Regions from separate parts of the Mus musculus genome. Here region 2 is linked to region 1. The links are chromatin loops, found by intact Hi-C in ENCODE. Cell type or tissue: heart. All regions are shown on one strand. Each heading gives the region's core, and the rest is flanking DNA. Links, peaks and the distances in the headings are about the cores only.

Region 1 (6,383 bases), core at 605-5,604:
TGCCCATGCTTTTCCATCCGCTCGTCACTGCGTTCTCATTTTCTACACATAGCTCTCACTCTCTTGACACAAGAAGTGATTATGTAACGACTCAAGTGACTGATTCAGGAGCATGCCTGAGCTGAGCCAAGCTGAGCTAAGCAGAATCTCCCGTGGGCTTCTCGAATACTGAGCCAAGAGGAGTGCACACCCTCTCAGGCTAAAGATCTGGTGAGGACATGAGTCAGAGCTGTCATGTCCTAAGTTCTTGTGTGACTTTTCATGGGGAGATATAAACTGATATGTGTTCATTCCAGATAGGACATGAACAGGAGATCAAAGAAATGATTCTACCCATGTCTAGTGTGGTGAAACAGTGCGTTTATTAGAGCGGCTTACTGGAGCGTGGGTGAAGGGTTACTTTCAGGAGCATGAGTGACTCATGAGGGCATCATCAGAGAGCCCACCCCAGCATCACTGAAGACTCATGAAAGTTGTATCCCTGTGCAACTTGCGGACCAAAGCTCTAATGAGTCTCTTCTCCCTGAGCATCAATTTTTACTGCTTATATAATCCCCAGAGAAAGGCCTCGCGAGCTTTGGAAGTGTTGTGAGCTTCTTGAATTTTATGAGCTTCTTTCTTCCCTCCAAGTGGGGATGCTTCAGTTGGGAGGAAACAGTGAGACAAGCTGGGGTAGCTTGGTGATGTTTGCACACAGAGAAAAGCCGAGACGGGAGAAGAGAGTGGGCTCTGGGAGCTTCTCTCCATCTCTGTCTACCTTGCTTTGTGGTATAGTCTTGACTTAGCAGGGATTCCTGCCATTTGTGACTACAAGAATCTCAATAAATTCAGAGAGAAGCTGCACTGTATTAAAACAGGTGAAAAAAAATAGACATGGAATTCAAAAGACTGGGAAGTTCCACTCTGAGCAGGAAGAGTGAAAAGGGGGTCAACACATTACTGGAGGAAATGGTACCCTGCCATCTGATGCAGGGAGGAAGAAAACAGCCCAACTCATCACTGGCTTCATTTTCTCAACACGGATCTCGTTCAGATTAGAAAGGTGGAAATAAACTTGGTCAAAAGGTCATTGACACCCAGGGCAAGTGAAGAGGGAGTAAGAAAGGGCCACTGCCATTTTAATAGGCTCATTTTCATGTCCTGCCGGTAGTGTGAATGGAGTGATTACTTTTCTATGGGATTTGGTGGCATGAAGTTGTAAGAACCGTGGCAGTGGTTGGCATAGTGTAAAATGAGGGTGAGGACTGGAACAGTTTTCACAGGGCACTGGGGACTGGAGATAATGCTGAGAACTTCTAGAGGAAGTACTACACCTCAGTTTTAGTGAGGCACACTATAGAGCCCTTGTGGCATGCTGGTAGTGTGGATTCTCTGGACTTCGCCTCATGAGAGAAAGTGGAGTGCTGGCTGGTGGGTTAGTGATTAGTGAGAGGCAAGGAGAGAGAACCTTGTGTTGGATAGGATGTGACTGACGTGTCTGAGGGACATCTGTGTGGAGCTGTTCAGATGGCAAACAGCAAAACAGAATCTAGAGATCAGAAGGGAATTTGGGGTTGGGGAAAGCAGCTCTGGGTATGGGGTGTGAACAGAAAAGGGGTAGCCAGTTGGTGAATGAGACCCCAATAATTCCTAAATATAGAAGAGAGAAGGGCAGACTCAAAGCTAGACTCTGCATCGTGTTGACTTGACATCCAAAAGGAGAAGAGAGAGAGGGCATTCATGGTTGGAGACATTCCAAAATAGAGACAGTGCAGCAGCTAGCAGGCCCTGTGCCGCAGGATGATGAAGCTAAAGAATGAAGGAAGACTGCCCTTGGTTGCGAATGAGGATCTTTAGAGGATCTTTTTCAATCTATACACAGTAAATGTTGAGTAGAACAATCTTTCTCTCTCTCCTCCTTATCTCCTCTCTCTCTCTATCTGTGTGTGTGTGTGTGTGTGTGTGTGTGAGAGAGAGAGAGAGAGAGAGCAAGAGAGAGAGCGAGAGAGAGCACATGTGCTTGTGGAAACCAGAGGCCAGACACTATATGTTTACTCTTTTTTGAGTCAGGATCTCTCACTGGCCTGAATCTCTCCAAGCAGGCTAGGTTGACCAAGGAATTCATCTGTTTCCACCTTTCTGGTTCTTTTTACCATTGATTCTGGGGTTTGAACTCAACCCTTCATGCTTGCAACTAAGCTAGCTCCCTGGTCCCCTGGCCCCTTTTCTCAGCCCTCCAACAGCCTATGGATATGGATCCTAACACTGATTTTTCTCTTCCCACTCTTCCACATGCACCGAGCTTGATTTCTGACAGTCTGTACAGGCCCAAGAAAGGACGTACAGTCCCTGTCTGGTGTCTTAGCTGGAGAAATACTGACTTAAGAACTCATGCTCATAGACTCTGAAACCACAGTGGCTTAAAATCAAGCACATCTGTGATATCGGAGGTGCCTCAGAAGTGGGTGGGAGGCAGTGGTGTCCTCTGACTCACATGGTCAGTAAGGATGAGAGGTTCTGGTGCTGTGTGGCTACAAGCATGCCATTGGTGTTGACATCCAAACCAGGAGAGAGAGAGAGAGAGAGAGAGAGAGAGAGAGAGAGAGAGAGAGAGAGAGAGAGAGAGAGACACGCACCCAGGCAGAAGTCTCTGGATGTATGCCCAGATGTGGCCTGAGGAGGTGGGACTCCAGCCAGACTTGGAAGTGGTGTGCCTTATGTCACTTTTGCTACAGACTATTGGCTAGAATGGAAGCACATGGTCTGACAACAGGAGAAGCTGAGGAATGCAGTGTAGCTGAGCTGGAGGAGGGAGGGAAAAACTGTGTAGTAGCCACAGTAGTTAAGCTCTGACAGCACTGGGCCCTGCTCACTTTTCCCAGTGCCCTCATTCTGCAGTTTGATCCTCTTCCAAGGAGTGGGAGAGCATCATTTTTGTCTTATGTGCCAAACATGTTCCCATTTTCCCTTCAGCTGGGGTCATTCTGTCTCCTCAGGCACGCTGTTTTCTCAAACACTGTTTATACTATAAGCTAACCTGAGACTTGCTATATCTTGCACAGCCTTTCTCTGGGCTAAAGTGAGTTCCTTTCTTCTGTGATTTGAGTATAGCAGACCCCGTTATACCTTCCTCCTTCGATGATCACTGCAGTGGTTATATAGATTTCTGTGTCCTTCTGGCGACATAGACCACAGACTCACTCAGGCAGCTTAAGTAATAGCTATCTTTGCTCACTCTGTAATTATGCTAACTATAGGTTCTACCTTCCCAAACCAGGATGTGTGGTCTAAAAAGTGTTAGTGTATGGACACTAGAATTAAATGGATGAAATGTTGTATATCAACTGTCTTTGAGAATATTGGAGAAATATAGAAATTTGATCATTTTTGTTGATCTGAAATGAACTGTGTGACTGTTATAATGCATACAAAGTAAGAGAAAGTAATTTATGAGGACATTTAAAAAGTGTGTATGTGTGTGCATATATCTCCACGTGTGACTGCAGGTGCTTGTGGTGGCCATAAGAGGGCATTAGATCTCTTGGACCTGGAGTTACAGGCAGTTATGAGCTATCTGACATGATTACTAGGAACTGAACTTGGGTCCGGTACATGTTCTTAACTGCTGAGTCATCTTTTCTGTTCCGTTCATGTTTTCCGTTCTGTTCATGTTTTCAGATCATTACAGAGCTGGTTGGAGACATTTCCTTGGACACTGTCTTTCCCAGCTCAATTTCTAACATCCTGAAATTTGATAGCCAAACGGAATGTCTAGACACATTATTAAAAAAAGGACAAACACATATATCCAGAAGATGTCCCAACCAGTAAGAAGGACACATGCTCCACTATGTTCATAGCAGCCTTATTTATAATAGCCAGAAGCTGGAAAGAACCCAGATGCCCCTCAACAGAGGAATGGATACAGAAAATGTGGTACATCTACACAATGGAGTACTACTCAGCTATTAAAAAGAATGAATTTATAAAATTCCTAGCCAAATGGATGGACCTGGAGGGCATCATCCTGAGTGAGGTAACACATTCACAAAGGAACTCACACAATATGTACTCACAGATAAGTGGATATTAGCCCAAAACTTAGGATACCCAAGATATAAGATACAAGGTGCTAAACACATGAAACTTAAGAAGAATGAAGACTGAAGTGTGGACACTATGCCCCTCCTTAGAATTGGGAACAAAACACCCATGGAAGGAGTTACAGAGACAAAGTTTGGAGCCGAGACTAAAGGATGGACCATCTAGAGACTGCCATATCCAGGGATCCACCCCATAATCAGCTTCCAAACGCTGACACCATTGCATACACTAGCAAGATTTTGCTGAAAGGACCCAGATGTAGCTGTCTCTTGTGAGACTATGCCGGGGCCTAGCAAACACAGAAGTGGATGCTCACAGTCAGCTAGTGGATGGATCACAAGGCTCCCAATGGAGGAGCTAGAGAAAGTACCCAAGGAGCTAAAGGGATCTGAAACCCTATGGATGGAATAACATTATGAACTAACCAATACCCCAGAGCTCTTGACTCTAGCTGCATATGTATCAAAAGATGGCCTAGTCGGCCATCACTGGAAAGAGAGGCCCATTGGACACGCAAACTGTATATGCCCCAGTACAGGGGAACGCCAGGGCCAAAAAAAATGGGAATGGGTGGGTAGGGAAGTGGTGGGGAGGGTATGGGGGACTTTTGGGATAGCATTGGAAATGTAATTGAGGAAAATATGTAATAAAAAATATTTTTTTTTAAAAAAAAGGACAAACATCCATTCAAGCAAAGCCCAACATTGTACATGTGGCACCTTGGGCCAGTAAGTGGCCACTTCAGTTTTCAGATGAACAGTTTTATTTGGTGTCTGTTTTGGTTTGTTCAGCAACTGGAAACCTGTTTACAACTCTGTGACTGAGGGCCTTGGGTGTGCCTATAAATTATTCTGTCTACAAGTCAACCAGGGGCAACAAGCTTCAGGTCTATTTATTGCTTGAATTTGATCCTCAGTTTTGAGGCAGTGATACAAGAACTGAACTATTTCAATAATAAAAATGTTTGTTCTTGTCTGTTTCCTTTATGGCTGAGATTTACTGGCCCTTGGTGGGTTGAAGCGAGGAGGAAAAAAGATGAGCTGGGGCCTAGTGCAAATGTCTGTGGCAGTGGGTGGGCTGCCCTGAGCTGGGTGCCTAGGGGACTACGCTGGTTTGTTAGGTTTGAGGTTGGGCTGACTGGTGGAGCACAAGACTTCCTCTCTCTAGGCTGAAAGACTGAGGGCTCCTCCACAGAAGAAATGTGGGGAGAGTGTAGGTGGATCAGTGTAGAGATAGCCCTGTAGCCTGCTGGTGGGTCTTCCTTGGTCATGTCTCCAGGGAACCAGCCCAGTGATGGTGCAACAGGTACATCCTAAAGGCCCCTGTGCCAAGTCCAATCTCTTGGTTTATCTTCTCCCTATGATTCTGTCTTATTGGCAGACGTTTCCATGATATGCTTTCGACTCCCTTTTCTGGAATATTCTGCTCCCCACAACCTGTCTGAGCTGGTTGGAAGCCAAGGCATCTTTGGACATTCTTTCTCCTTTTTCCTTCTTTGTACGGTTGTGACTAATTGTGAGCTTTAAGTTCTGGTTTGGTGTTTTCCATCTGCCAAAGCCATTTGGGCATTCTTCTCTGCCTGATCCCCAGCATCTTCCAGCCAATGGTCTCTGAGCTCGTTCATTGTCCCTTGAGCTTGATTGCCATGTGTGAAGCTATATAGCTCTAGTCTGACCTAGCACAGCTGTGGGAGCTCCCTGTTGTCAAATGGGAAGACAGAAGCCCTACTCAGTGGGCTTACTGGGGAATCCAGCAGGGAGATGCTGGAAGAGAAAATCGCAGAGCTGGTGTCCACAGATGTTCTTGAGCTTGGAGCTCAGCACCCAAACCAACTTCAGAATGGTTGATGGAAACTATATGGCTTGTTCAGGGGGATGCTGGGATACTGTTGGTCTTTTTCTGGTATCTTGGGTCAACTTTGTGAGTGTGGGAGAGTTTTTGAGTCCTGATAAATATCCCTGAAAACGTCCCTAGTGGGTACACAGCTGAGACCAGAAGAGGCAGGCTCAGTTTCATATAAAGAACTCCTTGGAAGGGAGAGAGGTCTGTAGACAAACTGGGCTGCCTGAGAAGCAGGTGAGCTGGCTCCCCTGAGGTGCTCAGTAGAGGTCTAACAAAGTTGGAATATTTAACATTTGCAGCGGTTGATGTAGGTGGCCTTTAAGGGTTCCTGTGAGCACGGTCCTGGTCACCTGGCTCCTCCTGTAGGGTAGCTAGAGAGCTCAGTGGTTACACACATGGGAATATAAAAATGCAAACTAAGCAAGCAAGGATTGCTTCTCTTGATAGAAATCATGGCC
Region 2 (6,383 bases), core at 721-5,720, 220 kb after region 1:
AACAGGACCTCAGTCTTATGGGAATGGTGTCCTTATAACGAAATGGAAACACTAAGACCATTCAAGGAGAAACAGATTGTTCAGCAAATGTGCTAGGATGATTGTGTGTGAAAACTGGATTCACACCATGTTCCAAACCAACTGGAAATGGATTAAAAGGTATGGGATCATAAAAGTTCTGGAAGAAAGCTCCTTGGCATTGTTTCTGATACAATATATATGTATGTATACAATATATACATATATGGGTAATGCTAAAAGTTTTGGCAATAAGATTAAAAAGAAACAAAACAAAAAGATTACATGCCTAGAAGATTCTGCTGGTCAAAGGAACCAATTAATGAGATGGACAGGCAGCCTGAGAGAAAAAAAAATTCAAAATCCACAGATATGATATGGGGTTAATATCTGAAACATATAAGGAACTCGTATAATTCAATGGCAAATGAAAACAAAGTCAAGCCTGAAGCCCCCCCACCCCCAAAAGGGGAAAACCAACTGAGAAAATGACCATAGACATGGAAGTGGTGAACAGTGTGTGAGCTTGGCATCACCCATTGACAGGGGTAGACGAGGAAAAGTCACAGTGCAGTCTCCTGGTAGACTGGCTGTTGTAAACAGCCATGTGATATAATATTGCTGAAGACGAGAAGGGGGTTTCTTGGCACCCTTCAGATGTAAATTAACATAGACAGTAAAAGTAGGTCATTATCCAAAACATCCTCTTTGGAGTACTGCCCAATGGAAATGGAATCATTGTCTTAGAGATCTACAGCAGCGACAGAGTAGACTCAACCTGAGTGTCCAGTAAAGACAAGCAAAGAAAGAAGTTACGATATTCACACACAGTGGAATCTTTTAAAATAGTTGCTTAGTTTTAGTTTACATATATAAGGAAGTCAGAAGAGAAACTGGATGACTGTGAGTTCTACGAACCCCACCCTGATCCCTACAAGTGCTCTTAACAGTTGACGCATCTCTTAAGCCTCACACAATGGAGTTTCACCCAGTCTCCAAAAGGAAGAAAATTCCATCCGTTGTATTGTGGATGGATTTGGATGACATGAAACTAAGAGAAGTTAGCTATACATAAAAAGTACTGCAGGACCTCACTTGATGCTGCGTTGGTTTGCTTGTCCCTGTAACAAATGTTCAATGTTGTCAGCTTATAGAGAAAAAGCTTCTCCATAAGATAAAAGCTTCTCTATTGATAAAAGTGGGTTGCTCTAGTGTTGTGAAGCCCTTGTTGAAGCGGCTCTTCTGGTGGGCATGTATATTACAGAGCAAAAGAGATCATGCTCGCCACAGAGTCAGGGAAAAGGAGAATGAGGGAAGGGGTGTCCAATACGTTGATCTTCTTGACTGTATTAATCCACTCAGGATGAACATATTAAATAAAGCATTTTGTGTTCCTGAAGTATATACAGCAAAAAAAGAGCCAGTGATTTAAAAAAAAAATGCTTGCTTGCCCTCTCACCCTTTCCCTCTCCCTCTGCCATGTGAAATAGCAAGATATTCTGTCAGCAAGAGACCCTCCCCCGACATCAAATCTGTTGCCATCTTGACCAGCGTGCCAGCCTCCTCGGACTGTAGATTAGTTAAGCTGTCTGGTCTGTGGCATTTTCTGATGGTAGCAAACAAAGCACCCTGAGGCAGCACTAGAAGGCTAGGAACCGGTACCCATTTACATAGCTTCAGGAGATTCCACAGGCTTTGCATACTGTACTCATTCTTTCCTCGTATTTTCATTTTACAAACCAGTGAGGTAAGTTCTATTTTCATCCCGTGCCGGGGTGACGAAAACAGGCATCCAGGAGGCAGGTCTGAACAAGTTCATACAGAAGTGTGTACAGCCTGGGCTTTGCTCCAGGATAGCTGGCTCTACAGCCTGGAAAACTAGCCACTGGGCCTCCGTCCTCAGGATTTTAACTATTTCAGTAATCGTCATTGCAACTGGAAAGGGCCCAGCCACCTAAGCTGTCCTCCAGTTTGTCCTGCGACTTGCTGCTTAGTAGTAGGAGAGAGCTGCTGGTCTGGGGAGTCAGAGAGTGAAGAGAAGGGCGGGCCTCCTGTGGCTTTGCTGGCTGCTCTTGCCCCGCCTTCTGCTCCTGGTTCCCTTCTGTCCTCGCCTGGCACTGATATCCCTGATCACTCTTCCTGCTCTCCCACCTTCACCTGATCCTTGACCCCTCCGTCTTTTTCTCTCCTCCTTCTTCCCTCCTCCTCCTCCCCTCCGATCTCCAGGGCTTGTGACCCTGTTTGTGCTTCTTCAACATAGACTTTAGAAGGCGGGGCCAATCCTCTGTGGACTGAAACTTCAAAACTCTGTACTTAGATAAAGCTTTTCTTTCTATCAGTTGATTACGTCAGGTATTTGTTACAGTAACAGGAAGCCGACTAACAGCTCCAAGGCCCTGGAACCCGGGGATATGAACAGCTTACTTTAGCCTCTCATAGCCCTTCCTAGAAGTCTGCTACCAAACAGATTACACATCCCACATCTGTACCTCAGGCAAGGGAACAGGTGAGAGGCCACGTTTCACTTGGGACATCCAGGATTGGCTGTGCTAGGAAAACTAGGTGATCTCCCACAGGGCTGGAAAGCTGCTGATCCCATTGATGTTGAGAGTTACCAATGTCCAAGGCAGAAATCTCTAGACGGAAGGAGCCAGCCCACAGTCTGACAACACCATTTGGGCCCCTTGGGTTTCCAAGGGGGCTTAAGCCAACATTAGTTGAGATGAATCCACCTCTGGGCACACCTTTTCCTGGATGGTGGGGATGGAGCAAGTCAGCAAAGCTCAGACATAGCTCCATCACTCAGCCTAATAGAGGAATATTCACCCGATGAAAGGTCAGCACTGAAAGAATCGGCTTTAATATTGCTTTTCTTCTTTGCTCTTTTCCTAATATTTGACATTTATTGTGGATTTACCCCACTCCCAGCAAGCACTCTGCCAACTAGTTTCTAAATCACACCTAGTTAATAATTGTCCATCCTACCAAGCATTGAAAACCATCATTAAGAAAAAAAAATCACAGCTAGTTAATAAAATTTTCATTCAGGCAAACACTGAAAAATACCACTCAAACATCTAGTTAGATAGGTCTTGGAGTCCGCATATGTTTATCTTACCTGAATTCTTAACTGGGAAGGAACCGAGCATCTGTGTATATTGATGTGAATGATGATGCACGTGTTGCTAGAAACTGTGTCAGTTGAGTGCTTTTCTTAGTACCATTTTATAGGCAAAGGAACATATATATGGGAATAATACTACTTAGGTAGTTGGGAGGGCACATGAGACAAAGACCCCTTATTTAGCATTGTACCTGTGTGGCTTCTAAGCCGGCTATGACCTACACCATTCCTGCCCAGCTTCCTTCTCTGTATCTCCAGAGTTAAGATCCTTGAACTGCCATTTAAAGATGGAACACCATACTGCACTCATTATACATTTTCTATTTTCCTCAACCACCCCTACCCCCCTTTTCTGATTGCAACAGAAATGCTTACTTATAAACATCTACTAGCCAATCACTCCCCATGACAGCAGAGATTATTAACAGATGAACAGGGTCAAAACCCAAGTGACAGAGAAATCTTCTCTAAAGATAATGAATTTCTTTGGGAATAGCCTGGCAATTCCCCAACCATGAGCCACGTTAGATTACATGTGCATTCAAAGATCTCGAGGCAAAGGGAAGCTTTTGAAGGCAAAATGAAGAATATGACATAAATTATTTTGAAGCAGTAGTCCTTGACTACAAGGACTGATAACAAGGATGGCATCAGTCCATGGTGAAGCAGGCCATTTTAGTCAGAAGTTCTTATAGAAGGATTGATTGAGTGTGTGTGTGTGTGTGTGTGTGTGTGTGTGTGTGTGTGTGTACAAGACTGTCATGGCCTTTGTGAACCATTCTGATTCTGACATACTCATTTGTAATATTTTTTACTAGCAAATGAATATGTATGAAATCTATTTAATATTTTATTTTTTTATTGGTGGTTGACAAATGTGACTCCATTTTGACTCTGATTGATTCTGATTATTTTCATAATAATCCAATGAGAAACAAAGAAGTTAGCAAAAAATGACCATAGGGTCTATGAATGCTCTGAGGGATACTCACTGAGTACTATGGAAACCTGTGGTGTGTGTGTGTGTGGGGGTGGTGGTGGTGGTGGAATTCAATGGCAAGGAGATAAATTTAAAAGATGATGGTTGAGTAGAATCAGGAACAATACAGTTTTACTAAGAACTACAGGTTTTGCTGCTTCCCTCTCAATGTGTAAATATACTCTGTGTGTGTGTGTGTGCGTGTGTGTGTGTGTGTAATGAAGATGGAAACCAGGGCTTTGCACATTCCAGTCTAGCACTCCACTGAACAACTAGCTGCCAAACTTGGATATGGAAATCCCTACCATGGTATGATGAACTCTGGAGATAAGATCTTTGGGAGAGAACTATGACTAGATGAGGTTATGAGGTGAGGGCTTTCATGAGAAGAAACATGGCTTCATAAAGACAGACCAAGAGGTTCTCTCTCTTTACTAGTTAGGATGAGGAGGTGAGCCAGGAAGAGAACTTCACCAGGAATCCAATTGGTTAACACCATGAGTTGTGTAGCTGTTCCCTCCATTTTAAATGGAAGCTCTTTAAGAAACCGGATGCTAGAAAGATGAAACAACAGGGTGTTATAAGGGGTAATGAAACATCCCACTCTGTAGGGATGCACATTTCGACACAGGATGTTCTGAGGGGAACTGAAACAATCCACCTTGAAGAGAAGCTCATTAAGCTCAGGAAGAAAAACAAAAAACAAAAACTCTAGGGCTGTAGAAAGCTCCTGAAACTGACCAGATTCACTATGTTCCTCCTTCCCCAAGTAAGGACTGCTAAGAGAGAGAACTCAGAACAGAACAGCTAAGCTTCCTGCAAAAGCTCTGACCAATTAAACTACCTGGAAAGGACACATTTCAACCTATTTAGCTGCCTGTGGACTCGAGGTTTCCAGCTTTTATGAGCTGTCACCCATACTGGTGTGAACTTTGGTGATGCAGCTGTCTTTGAGTCATTTCTGTGCCTGAAAGTAACCCCAATAAAACTTAACTGGCTTACAGTGTTGAACTTGGCTGGTGTCCATACTTTGACCTGTTGTCAGTTCCCAATCTGGGGTGTGTAGACATTTGTTCCTCCCCCTTATCCCCAGGAATAATGTTGCATAACACCTTGGACATTTCAACTTGGTTGAAGTCACCCATTTTATAGTACTTGTTTATCATCTCTACAAATTAAGACACTGGCTAAACAGCAAAGAAAGGTCCTTCTGATAGAAAGACCAAGGGTGGATGCATGGAAGAGGAATTTCTAGGAAGTCTTGGAGAGTGGTGGATCCTCCAGGACTTCCATTTAATGGCCACAGTTCGGAGATGCTTGAGTGACAGCCCTGGCATATGCTCAGCTTCAGCTTCAATAAAAAATGGTCAGTAAGTGCTGTGGATGAAGCTTTTCCCATACAGCTAGTGTTGATGCTTTGAGACGGAAAGTTCAACACAAAGCTCATCAAGACCTCATGTGCAAGAGATTTTGCAAAGCAGGAAATTGAAGAGATTACATGTTGTGTTTGAGTGTTCATGAAGGTCTACTAGATTGTTTATGGACCCAAGATTTCTTTTGCCCTGGGTACAGTAAACATGTGCTGACTTGATGCTCATTAATATTTAAGCTCCCTTGTGAACTTGGATGTTAACCTGTCACATTATTTTGATTGAGCAATCCTGCTTTGTGCCATATTTCCACCCATATGCACACTAGTGATAAAGCGTGTGGTTTCTGTCCACACCAAGCAGAGTGGTGGAGGGTGATACAGAAGGAAGACAACATACTTGATTGTGCATGGTGATACATGGTACTGAGGTCAAGAGCCAAGACAGGAAGAGTAGTCGTGGAGACAGATGGTTGTTTTCAAAGGACTGTCTGAAGAGGTAAAGGATGAGCAAGACTGTCTTTCCTTGGAGGAGCTGCAGGTAGGGAAATGGGTGGGTTTGAAAGCTCTAAGCTGGATGCTGGGAATGAGAGTATGGAGTACACTGAAAAAAAAAAAAACTAGAAGCAGTAGTGTGCATCGGACAAATAGGCAAGGAGTTTGATCATGGCCTGTGGCCACTGCAGGAGTTTGAAATTGATTCCAGCCAGAATTTCCAGAGTGCCCTTAAATAGGGGTGACATTATCTAGTTTTCATGTCAAAATCATCCCTTTGGAGAGAATGTGAAAATGGGTAGGAGGGGTCACAGGTAGGTGACTACCCTGAACCTCCATCCCCAAAGCACTCCGCAGATTGGAACTCACGGGGATTAGAAAACAATGCTAATGTGTGG

The links. Peaks named below come from ENCODE experiments on the same cell type or tissue, not always from the same donor. Only the 100,000 strongest peaks of a DNase experiment are listed, where the experiment ranks them.
Region 2: it touches region 1 in a loop (2.2-fold over the local background); 2 of 42 quality-filtered maps call a loop at or near these places.

What each region holds. Positions count from the first base shown.
Region 1 is chr13:35,600,506-35,606,888 of GRCm38, reverse strand. No RefSeq gene overlaps it. Among named protein-coding and RNA genes, the nearest start is that of Cdyl, 56 kb to the left of the region's middle. In heart, for the core only: no CTCF peak of the experiment used is centred there; a DNase peak (open chromatin) is centred at 2,678.
Region 2 is chr13:35,379,182-35,385,564 of GRCm38, reverse strand. No RefSeq gene overlaps it. Among named protein-coding and RNA genes, the nearest start is that of Gm22674, 89 kb to the right of the region's middle. In heart, for the core only: no CTCF peak of the experiment used is centred there; no DNase peak of the experiment used is centred there; H3K4me3 peaks cover 1,012 bases; H3K27ac peaks cover 1,941 bases.